2 separate regions of the Homo sapiens genome follow, and region 2 is linked to region 1. A link is a contact called in ENCODE Hi-C or POLR2A ChIA-PET data. All regions are on one chromosome and are shown on one strand. Each heading gives the region's core, a stretch centred on a gene start or an enhancer-like site at or near the end of the contact. The rest is flanking DNA. Distances are from core to core; before and after follow the strand shown. Region 1 has its middle 14 kb from the start of TLE3. Region 2 has its middle 67 kb from the start of TLE3.

Region 1 (5,737 bases), core at 2,158-4,657:
TTGATTTAATTATTATACAGCTCATTGATTTAGGGACTGTTATCTACATCACTGATCTCCAAGACTTTTGGCACCAGGGACCAGTTTCATGGGAGATAATTTTTCCACGGACGGGATGGCGATGGTTTTGGAATGAAACTGTTCCACCTCGAATCATCAGGCATTAGATTCTCATAAGGAGCACACAACCTAGAGCCCTCGAATACACAGTTCACAATAGGATTCACACTTCTACGAGAATCTAATGCTGCCGCTGATCTGACGGAAGGCAGAGCTCAGGCAATAATGCTTGCTCATCTCCTGCTGGGTCTCCCTGTTCCTAACAGGCCCATGGCCAGATACTGGTCCACAGCCCGGGGGTTCGGGACCCCTGATCCACATTCATAGATTCAGTTCCACCCACAAATATTTATTGAGTGCATACCACAGGCAAAGGCTCTGTTTTAGGGCTGCAGCAGTGAACAAGACAGACAGAGTCTCTGGCTGCCTCATGGAGATGGCATTCCCCACTGCAGGAGACAGACAGTGAGCAATCACGGGTTGTTAAAAGGTGAAAGTGCTAACAAAGAAACAAAAAGTAGAGCAGGGAGTAGGGTGAGCAGTGGTGGAGGTGGAATGGGACTGACTCCAGTATGGTAGGCCATGTTCAAAAGGTGAGGTTCTTAGCAAGATGTGAAAGAAGAGGGAGAGAAAGTTAGCCAAGAAAACCTTGCAGGCAGAAGGATCAACCAGTGTGAAGGCCAGAGGCGGGGCTGGATCTGGCACAGAGGAGGGGGTGAGTGGAGTGAGCGAGGCAGAGGGGCAGAGGACAATGGGGACAGGTCCTCTCCATGATCTGTTTGTGGCCCACCAGGCCACTGAAGGACTTGGGCTTTTCTTGGCTAGAAATGGGAAGACAGGGCAGGGTTTGGAGCAGAGGACTGACATGATCATCCTGACTCCTCAGTTGAGCGCAGACTACACGGAGGGGTGGAAGGGTGAAAACACAGAGGCATGTTAGGGGCTGCAAGAGTCTGCCAGCAGAGGCAATACTGTGGCTGGGACCTGCTGGTAGCAGCAGAGTGGGTGACAAGAGGTGGGACTGGGGATCTGGTTGGACAGTAGAGCCGTCATGATTCCCTGATGAGACTGGTGTCCACTTTAAAGGTCTAGGGGGGAAGCCCTTACCTAAGCCCTGTACTTGGGCAGCCCTGCGCATGGCCCATGGGAAATGGGAGATTCCAGACCTGCTTCTTTGCCAGGTAGGCTGCTGATGCTGGGGCCACCCAGAGACGGAAAGCACCTGGTACAACTCCCCTTCTCCGGAGTGCATGGGCCCCAATCCCAGTTCCTCTTGGCCTTACTGTCAATGGCACAATGATGGTAGCTTCCTATTGCACTCCCCAGAAGCTGACCTCCCAGTCACCCGGCCCCAGCATTCCAGTTAAAGAGGAAGCAGACAGGGCCGGAAGTCGAACTCGTGCCCCAGCATCCTCATACCCAGCCAGGAGCTGGGGCCTCAGGAGGGTTGGTGGGGAGAGCAGGGGAAGGGGTTCCTCTCAGCACGATTGAAATAATGTGTGTCTAGCCATTGAGCTAGGTGGTGTTTGCATGTAAGGTCAGAATGCCAGCCTCTCCTGGAAACAGCACTGGCCTTTGACTCGAAGATCTACGCAATCGAGTCCTGTTCTGCAGTTATTAGCTACCTGATGATGAGTACATCAGGAAACCATTCGGGTCTCTATTGCATCATCCTTAAAATGGGGACAATGGTGGCCATCAGATAAATGCAAATCAAAACCACAATGAGATATCATCTCACACCAGTTAGAATGGCAATCATTAAAAAGTCAGGAAACAACAGGTGCTGGAGAGGATGTGGAGAAATAGGAACACTTTTACACTGTTGGTGGGACTGTAAACTAGTTCAACCATTGTGGGAGTCAGTGTGGCGATTCCTCAGGGATCTAGAACTAGAAATACCATTTGACCCAGCCATCCCATTACTGGGTATATACCCAAAGGACTATAAATCATGCTGCTATAAAGACACATGCACACGTATGTTTATTGCGGCACTATTCACAGTTGCAAAGACTTGGAACCAACCCAAATGTCCAACAATGATAGACTGGATTAAGAAAATGGCACATATACACCATGGAATACTATGCAGCCATAAAAAATGATGAGTTCATGTCCTTTGTAGGGACATGGATGAAATTGGAAATCATCATTCTCAGTAAACTATCGCAAGAACAAAAAACCAAACACCGCATATTCTCACTCATAGGTGGGAATTGAACAATGAGAACACATGGACACAGGAAGGGGAACATCACACTCTGGGGACTGTTGTGGGGTGGGGAGGGAGGGGGAGGGAGAGCATTGGGAGATATACCTAATGCTAGATGACGAGTTAGTGGGTGCAGCGCACCAGCATGTCACATGTATACATATGTAACTAACCTGCACATTGTGCACATGTACCCTAAAACTTAAAGTATAATAATAAAAAATAATAATAAATAAATAAATAAATAAATGGGGACAATGGTGTCTATCCAAGAGAGCTGTAAGGGAGCAGAGATGTGAAACCACTTCACAAACTGGAAAATGCTGCACGAAGGTCAGATGAATGCTCACAGCCTGGGGGAGAGACCACATGTGCCCAGCTAAACGTGGAGCAGGACAGCCTGGGATGGGGGCGTCAGACACAAGTAAAGATACCATGCTAGCCTAGAGAGGGAGGTGACTCATTCTGACTAAGGGGGTACAGACAGCAAAGGTTTCACAGAAGAAAAAAGGATCTTGAAGAATGGATGGGTTCAAATAGAGAAGAAACGATATTCCAGGTAGAGGGAGCAGCATGGGCAAAGGTCTGAGGTGTGAAAGTGCACAGTATATGTCCGCAGGGAGCGATGGAATGATTCTGAGCAGGGGAATGGCAGAACCCAATTTGCTTAGAGGTCACCCTGGTTCCTAGGGAGGGATGGAGTGGAATTGCTAGGGCTGGCTGAGCAATACTGAGGCTTCAGCCAGCTGCACTCTCCAGAGGAGAGGGGAGCCCGCCCAGGTTCCCCCCGCAGTCTGGATCTGCGTGGGGGAAAGGCAGATGGAAGTGGAAAGCTAGTGAGGGTGGGAGCCTGAGCCAGGCTGAGCCAGCTGGCTGCCCCCTCCCCCTCCCCCCAAGCCTCCCTCTGCCCCAGCCCACCCCCAGCCCCTGGGAGCCTGAAGACCTGTTTGTTTTCCTTGTAAAGAGGGGAGCCCTGCCCTTTGTGAGATTTCTGCTTGGGAAGGAGCGAAATGTCTGCTTGTGCTGCTGCCTGGATTTCCAGCTATTGACAGAGACTCTGACAATGAAAGCAAAGGCCAAGAGAGGCAGAGACAAGGCGGCTGATTAAAATGTTCTTCCAGGGGGTAGTTCAGCCCTGCCCAGGGAAGGCTGGCTGGAAAACCCGTACTGGAGTCCTTTCCTCCAGAGCTGTAGGCCCAGTTCATGGTGGGGCTGTGAAAATAGTTGAGGAGTTTCTGCACCCCACCCCAATCCAGCTGATCCAGCTCCCAAATCCACTGCTGTTGTTCCACTCCTCCCTTAATAACCAGGGTCACTCATAGGACCAGAATTTGAGGCTCAGTGTTCTGTTTCTAAAATGAGGGCAATGATAGTGCCCATTTGGTGGGGTTTGTTATAGGTCAGGTTCTCCAAAGCACAGACTGAGATGGAGCAGAGTTGCCGATGAAAATATAGGACACCCAGTACAATTTGAATTTCAGATAAACAACGAGTGATTTTTTTTTTTTAGTATAAGTATGTCCCATGCAATATTTGGGACATAGTTATACTAAAAAAAAATTCATTGTTTAAAGGAAATTCAAATGTAACTGGGTGTCCTGTATTTTTATTTGCTAAATCTGGCGACCATAAAGTGGAGAATATTCCCATGCAGGGGACTCACTGGGGAGTGTTTCATTGCCAGCGCCTCACCTGGAGGCAGGATGGGGCATAGGGAAAAGTAGATAGGGCTTGATGAAGTCACAACAATGTCCCCGCGACCCCACGGGGAGCTCTGGATCTCGGTTGGCCCTTCAGAGCTGCCTCAAAAGGGCTGGGGCACGAGGCCTCCCGGGACCCTCACATCCTAGCATCATTTGAGGCTGGCTTTCCTGGGGAGGCAGCTGGCTGTCTTCTGCTGAAGTGGTCTCAGCTCAGTGTTTTCCTTTCCCAATACTCTCTGCAGCTGGGGCATGGGGCTTCAGTGCTGAGGGGGTTCTGCGTGCAGCAATCATGACCCTGTTGTTACACAGTTTGATGAGACAATTGTGTAAATGGCTTAGCTCAAGGCTGACACCTACAAGTCAGTCATTTTAGTATCCCCTGAATAAAGGCCAGGTCACTTAGCCTGGCTCTCAACCCATGAGCCATCCAGGGCCAAGTTATCTGCTCTTCTGATCTCCCTCAGCCCCTTTTGGGAGCCCTTTCCAAAATCATGTATGTTAGAGTACCATCTGGGAAGGGGTCCATGTCCCCCATGGGTTGATGACCCCACGTGTGGATCCTCTCTATACCTCAATTCTGCGGACCCCAACCAATAGTATTACAGAGATCTTCTGAAGATCCATTCTGAAGCCCAGCCCTATAGACACAGTCGTGGGGGCTTTGTTCTTGTTCAGTCTGTGTCTGGCCTCATTCTTGTCTGAGTTAGAAGTTACAAGTCTGCAGTTAATTAGGCTGGAGAGGAGCTTCTCATCATTGGCTAAAAGAGGAACCCTGTGTGCCAACTGTGGAGGGCAGCCTGGTTCTGGCTCCCATTCTCTCTGGGTTTGGCCTCCATAGAGAGGGAGGCTGCAGGCAGGTGGGCTGGGGCTGCCTGCATGTTTGGCCCTTGCTGGCTTTGGAGGAGTGTCTCCCTACCTCTCACCCCCTACACACACATTCAGGTCTACTGAAAACCCACCCACCTCTGCATTCTCCTTTTTCGAGGACTCCAGGAACCCTTTGATGAACATTGACTTCTAACATTGAGGCCTCTGGCTCCCCAGCTTCCCATCTTTCTGTGTCTCCCATTAATGTGAGACATATTTAAATTCTGGGAGCAGAGAATCTGGCTCTAGGTAGAAAAGCGTCCAAGCTTGGATTTAGATAAAGAGGCTGAGGAGTCTGAACACATTGAGACCAAGCGGTTGATGTGTCCTCATTCATTCAGAATCACTCACAGTCATTGAAGGCTTGCTGCCAGCTGCGTTATCTTGCTTAATTCTCACAACAACCCTGTGAGCAAGGCTCTAGCATTATCCCAATTTTACAGATGAGGAAACTGAGGCTTAGCAAAAACAAGTGTCTTGCCTAAGGTCCTAAAGCAAAAAAGCTAGGGTGTCAGGATTCCAACTTGTATATCTGCAAGTAGCACTTAAGCTCTGAGTAGCAGGCTGTGCCTAGGTTGCGTGGAGTCACCTGTTCATGTATATGCTTAATGGCCTTGTGTCATCATTACATTCAATATCACTACTCTAATAAAACAGATAAACATCAAGGAAACATAAATGACCCCAAAAAGCCTCAGTCAGGCAGAGATTGGCACAGTAGGGAGGTCTGCTGGAAGAAGCAGGAGTGTATCAGTCAGAGGCCAGGTGCTGGGAACAAGAATCACCCCAGCTATTGAAACAGACATTTAATAGAAGCAATTAGTATCTTAAGCTAGAGGAGAGGCCTGGGGGCTTGGCCTGCAGGAACTAGAATTCCACAGAACTCACCTGC
Region 2 (5,737 bases), core at 1,006-3,505, 54 kb before region 1:
CTGTGCCTCATTTCCTTCATTTGTAAAATATGAAAAATGGGCTGAGTTGATCCGAACTCCAATTTCATGGGCACTGGTGGGTCTAGGGCAGGGGTCAATAAACTTTTTCTGGAAAAGGCCAGATTATAAATTTTTCCAGCACCGATGGCCAGAGTTTGCCTTGAAGAGCACTGAAAGATGAGGCTGGGGGCAGGAGGGCTGTGCCCAGTCTGTGCTGTGCCCCTATTGCTGGCTCCTGTTAGGCTTTGGAGCCTTCTCCCCAGAGCGGAGCCACACAGCCCAGCTCCCCACTCGTGTGCCCCGGCCATGACCTCTTCCCCTCCGGTGAATTATATTCTACAGCTAGAATTGCCCCTGAGATCAGCTAGCGCATGCCCTTGTTTTTTAAGTGAGGAAACTATGGCCCAGAGAAGAGTAGAGATTTCCCCAAGGCCTCCCAGCCCATGGCCTGCCAGTGTCCCTGCCTGTGGCGCTAGGGAAGCCCCACCCTGGCCCTCTGTGGAATGCAAACTACAGAACTGTGGGCCCAGGCAGGACCATGGCTGGCCCAAACAAGGCCATTGTGAGAATTATAAAAAAGACCCCTTCCTCTGGAGATGTAAACGCCACGAGTGCCCACGGCATGCCAGCAGATTGTAGGGATTCAGCCCCCTTTTGGCTCCACAATAGTGTGCAACCTGCACGGCCGTACATGGAGGCCCTGGGCCCATGCCTTGTAGCAGGGATCGTTGCTAACCTTGGCAAACCTGAGACCACAGACCCATCTGGAGATGTCGGGAAATACTCAGCTTCAGGCTCTCATTGCCAGATAGGAGTACACTCCCCATGTACCAGAAATCTAGATTTTCAAGTGAAATTTGCAGTTTGTAAATGTTGGCAAGGGATTCCATTTTCTATTGTTTTATTTAAAAAAAAAAAAAAAAACCCATGCTAGTGGATCCTGTGCAGAGCACAAGGGGCGAGTCTGTGGGCTGACAGACTTGCCATCTGACTTACTCCAAACCTCTTGCAATACAGATGTGAGATGACAGGGAAGTGACTTGTCCAAGGTGACACCTGGAACCAGTGACAGCCTGTCCTCCAGCCTTCCCTAGTGCCTGTGACCCACACAGCACCTCTGTTTCACAAGTCAGCATGAATTGCATACACACCTCCCGGCCTGGCCCAGTCCCCAGCTGATATTTTTACCAAATGTCACAGCAGTTTGCAGGAAGGCCCAGGGTCTGGCTTGAGCCAGTAAATTATGATCGCTTGCCAGAGAGCTGTAAACAGGATTCTGATTAATGAATTCCTTAATGGCTGGGCCTGAGTGCAGACCTTGTCTGAGTGTCACCCCAGGCAGATACACGAGGAGGAATTGGCTGGGCAGTGGGAAGATTTGTGTCATGTCTTTGCCTCGGAAAGGGTGCTCCAAACCTGCTGGCCCTGAGCGCCTGAGTAACTACTCCTCCCTCTCTCCTAATTGTGGGCCTGCCGCATCTGAGTTCACGCCAGCCCGTGTGTGCAGAAGACCAGGGAAAGAGATGATTGAGCCTCGAGTGAAAATAGAATTGGCTGGCCTCCACTGTGATCTCAAGAAACTTGAAAATGCCCTGTCTGAATCCAAACAAAGAGCCGAGAAGCCTTTTTCCCCATGCTGGTGCTTTAAGGACCCCCTGCCTGAGGCCTGAGCCAGAGCAGAAAGCCCTGGAATCTCTACCTTTCTTAGTTGGGAATTGGAAACTCAGGCCACAGGAGCCAGACACACACTTGTCCAGACTCCCCAGGGATCTGGGAAGAATGGAAACATGGGAAAGTCACTGACCAGGAAACATCCTGCTGTGTGACCATGAGGCCAATCTCCTGACCAGTCCGGACCTTGCGTCCTCTTCTGTGACATGAAAGGCCTGGAGCACGTTGTTCACCCAGCACCTAGTACAGCCACAGGGGTGAGGTCAGAGCTAAGACCAGAGCAGGAATGGCAAGCAAACTGCGTGTGTGCCCCCGCCCCGCGACTGCACCCAGGGCAAACATCACCGATCGATCCTGGCCCTCCTTCCCACTGAGCTGGGGCCAGACCTCACAGCTTTTCTCACTGCAGAACTCAGGGCAGCACCACCAATCAATCACAGCCAGCAAGGGTGAGAAAATCGATCTGCCATCCCCAGACTGGAAGATTTGTCTTTTGTGCTCAGTCTAAGAGTGGCAGCTTGTGTGGCAGAAAGAACACTGGACGGGGAGTCGGGAGACCTAGCTAATTGTCAGGCTCTGCTGTCAGCTGGCCAGGGCACCAGGCCTCTCTGAATTCCTCAAAGTCCTTTTCTGCCCTGAGGTCATGGACGAGTAAGAGCAGGGTCTATTAATATAATCACAATGGGCGCTTATGTCTCAGGTACTGGGCAAAGCACTTCATGCCCTTTTCTCACTTAGTCGTCATAAAACTTGACAAGGGGGATTAGGATTGTCCCCATTTTGCAGAGAAGGAGATTGAGGTTCAGACAGGTTAAGTGAAAAGCTCAAGTTTACAACTAGCAAGTGTCCAAACTGAGAGTTAAACCCAGGCATCTTGTGGCAAATTAAATATGTCCACAATGTCTTTGAGGTTCCTTCCATCAAGAGGTGGGATCTGTTTCCCTCGTCCAGTCAATCTGGACTCACCATGACTAACAGGATGTGATGGAAAGGTACCAGCAAGTTCAGCAGCCTGGGCCCCAAAGGCCTGACAGCTTCTGCTCTTGCCCTTGGGATGCTGCCCCAAGGCTGCTTGTCTATCTTATTGGAGGGTGAGAGGACACTTGGAGGAGAACTGAGGCACTCCAGCATCAAACATGTGCATCAAGCCACGGTGGATTCCCCAGTCCAGCAGCCCTTCCAGCCCACCCTCCTGCTGAATGCAGCTGAGCGAATGAGCCCAGCAGAAAGCAGCAGAGGCACTGCCCAGACAACCTATAGAATTGTGAAAAATAAACCACTTAGTTTTTAGACTTACTTGTTATACAGCAATAGCTAACTGATACACAGTCCCACTCCAGAGCCACATACTGAATATTATGTGTGTGCTTCACAAGAGGCAATACCATGTAGTGGGCAAGAGAGTGTGGTCTTTGGAGCCAGGCAGCCTGGGTTAAAAGTGACTAAAATAGTGGCTGGCACTATGCTCACTAATGTTCTCCCTAAAGAATGGAAATTTCCAGGCTTACTGGGAGTCAGTGTTATTTACCCAGTGAGGGCTCCTGGGACCACAGCAAAGGTCCTGGCCATCTGCTGCCTCTTATGTCTTCACCTCAGGGAGAGAGACAGAGAGAGAGAGCGCGCGAGTGCAAGAGCGCACCGGAAGCCCCCAGGAGCCCCAAAAGGAACATCTGGGTGACCAACTCCTTTGGAGTTAGATCATGTGCAGACTTGCATGGTAGTCCAAGCAGATAGATACTGTTGGTTCCATGTTTCCCAGATGGGGAATCCAAGACCCAGAAAAATAACTAGCCCTGAGCCAGCCTCCTAATTCTTGGTCCAGAGCTTGTCCCTTTGTCTTAGTGCTGATGTAGTAACAGGGATCCCACCTGTCTGAGCCCATTCCTCAGCCTCAAGAGCATGGCAGAAGCAGACTCTGGGATTTCAGTTATCCACAACCAGCCTTCCTTGGTGTGTGGGTGGGGAAGATGGGGGCAGGATCAGCCCCTCTAAGGTCTCCTGCAACCAGAAACCCATAGTAACGAGGGTGGGCCAGACCCCAGTAGGATAGTAGAGCCCCTAGCTCGTCATCAGAAGGGGCCCCTTTGCCATCTCTTGGGTGTGCATTTTTCTCTCTCCTGGGTCCCTAGCTCTTGGTCGCCCAGCACCCACTCTCCTTCAATCTCTGTGAGGATAAGCCTCTCTTTTTCCTTTTTCAGTGAGGCTAAGAACCAGGCAGGGGAAACAAAACCTAAGACTTGCTGAACCCTCAGTGTGGGCCTGGTACAATGTAAACACTCTGCTTTAATTGACACAACAATGCCACCAGGGATGCCTTGTCACAAATGAGAAAACCAGGGCTCCAAGAGGCTAGGTGACTTGCCCAAGAAGATACATTTAGTAGGTGTCAGGGCTGCGATTTGAATCCAGAGCCACAGCCATTTCTCCCACACTGCCTGTTATCTCCCAGAGGAAGCAGAGAACCTGGCATGAAAACTCCAGTGTGGAAACAGCCAGTGGAAACTGCATTAATGAAAGGAGAGATTGAGCCAGGCCTGACCTCCGGGGCTGGTTCCTCAGCAACCTGAGCCCCGAGAGGAGCTGAGGAGAGACTTTCCCAGCATCCTCAGCAGCTGATTACCAGCTTCACTTTTTCCTTTTCCTCCTTAGATGTTTCCAGTGCTCCCATCAAGTGCTCCGAATCCAGCATATAGAGGAGTGCTGTACCTCAGAGCTGGCAGGACTGGGGTGGTGGGGGTGCTGAGAATGAACCTGCATGGTTCACTCACAGCCTATTGTCCTCCGGGCAGCTGCCTGGAAGCCCACTCCAGGAAGAGAAGGACCCCTGTCAGCTCCACATGTGGCTGAGGCTATGGTCCTCAATAGAATTAATAAATTGAGCACTACCGGGTGCTAGGCGCTGTGCCCTGATGTTCACATTCATGTCTCATATTGTCCCCGCAATAATCGCATGATACCTATCACTGATAATCCTCATGACATGTCCCCACTGTGCTAAATGCCGTCCATGTGTAGCCTCACTTCCCATGGTTCACATCAACCCCGTGAGAGAGTTCTCAGGAGTCCCCCACCCTCATAGTGTTGACCAAACCTCAGAAGGTGCAATGATGCCCCAAGGGGCTAAGTGATTTTCCCCCAGTTAGTAGGTGGCTACACAAGGTTTTAAATCCGGATCCATTTGACCCCCAAGCCAGTGCTCTTAAGCACCCTGCTCTGTGGGGTGTAGAGAAAACTAAAGCTTGGGGGGCAAGTGTGAGATCCCACTCTCCAGAGAGAAGGCCTGACCCATCCAGAGCTGCGTTGCTTCTGGTTGTGGCTTTCAGCCCAACCCAACCCCAGCAGGGCTGATCCATCTCTCAACCCACCCTCCCCAAAGGCATCTGAAACCAATCAGGGCCTGGGTCTCGGTCATTCTTCCAGCCTACTTGGTCTTTCATCCTCCCTCTTCTCTTATTCACGCCCTCTCTCCCACCATCACCACCACCACACACACACACACACACACACACACACACACTCTCACACACTCACACTCTCTCTCTCTCTCTCTCTCTGTCCCTCTCTCTCTTTCTCTCTCTCTCACACACACACACACACACTCTCTCTCTCTTTCTCAACATTCCTCTTCCTCACCCAGAAATAAAACAGGTATAGCATTGGGGTCAGGAGACTCAGGGCTCAATATTTTAGCTCCCCACTACTGTCTGTGTGACCCTGAGCAAGTCACTTGGTGCCCAGAGCTTTGGTTCCTAATCCTCAAAATGAAGCTAATGAGCCCTGTAGCCAGGCAGGGTAGGCCAGGAGAGGGGCTAGCTAGTCTTTGGGACAAGCCCGCATGGAGCCTGGTGCTCCACAGGGATCACTCTGCCTATTTTTCCTCCTTGCAGCCTCCCACATGGGAATTACTGGAGGCAGGGGTGCAGAGGGGTTCATTCAGAAGTGGAGACCTGGACTATGCCCGTCTTTTAAATGAAGAAGATGAGACTCGGAGAGGGGAAGTCACTTTCCTAAAAGCCCCAAGGCCAGTAAGAATTTGGACACACATTAGAATGAGCTCTGTGCAGGC

Evidence for each region. A loop is a pair of places that touch in the nucleus more often than their neighbours do. ChIA-PET counts read pairs that join two places held with the same protein, here RNA polymerase II (POLR2A). Pooled maps may share reads with other maps.
Region 2: a loop to region 1 is called in a map of heart right ventricle, with 2.7 times the contacts of the local background. The contact joins two enhancer-like sites. A Hi-C loop is called at or near these places in 21 of 168 maps with a recorded cell type or tissue (CD4-positive, alpha-beta T cell, Caco-2, Right ventricle myocardium inferior and 13 more) and 13 of 50 pooled maps. POLR2A ChIA-PET finds 5 or more read pairs at or near these places in 10 of 52 experiments (Caco-2, H1, HEK293 and 6 more).

What each region holds. Positions count from the first base shown.
Region 1 is chr15:70,109,173-70,114,909 of GRCh38, reverse strand. No RefSeq gene overlaps it. Among named protein-coding and RNA genes, the nearest start is that of TLE3, 14 kb to the right of the region's middle. RefSeq lists enhancers at 1,306-1,600, 2,553-3,062, 3,063-3,574, 4,087-4,598. Within about 2 kb of position 3,407, at least 19 of the 41 ENCODE cell types and tissues checked have a DNase peak (open chromatin) inside an H3K27ac peak, as active enhancers do; they include gastrocnemius medialis, heart left ventricle, heart right ventricle and 2 more, where a contact is called at or near this core.
Region 2 is chr15:70,161,614-70,167,350 of GRCh38, reverse strand. No RefSeq gene overlaps it. Among named protein-coding and RNA genes, the nearest start is that of TLE3, 67 kb to the right of the region's middle. Within about 2 kb of position 2,255, at least 16 of the 41 ENCODE cell types and tissues checked have a DNase peak (open chromatin) inside an H3K27ac peak, as active enhancers do; they include gastrocnemius medialis, heart left ventricle, heart right ventricle and 2 more, where a contact is called at or near this core.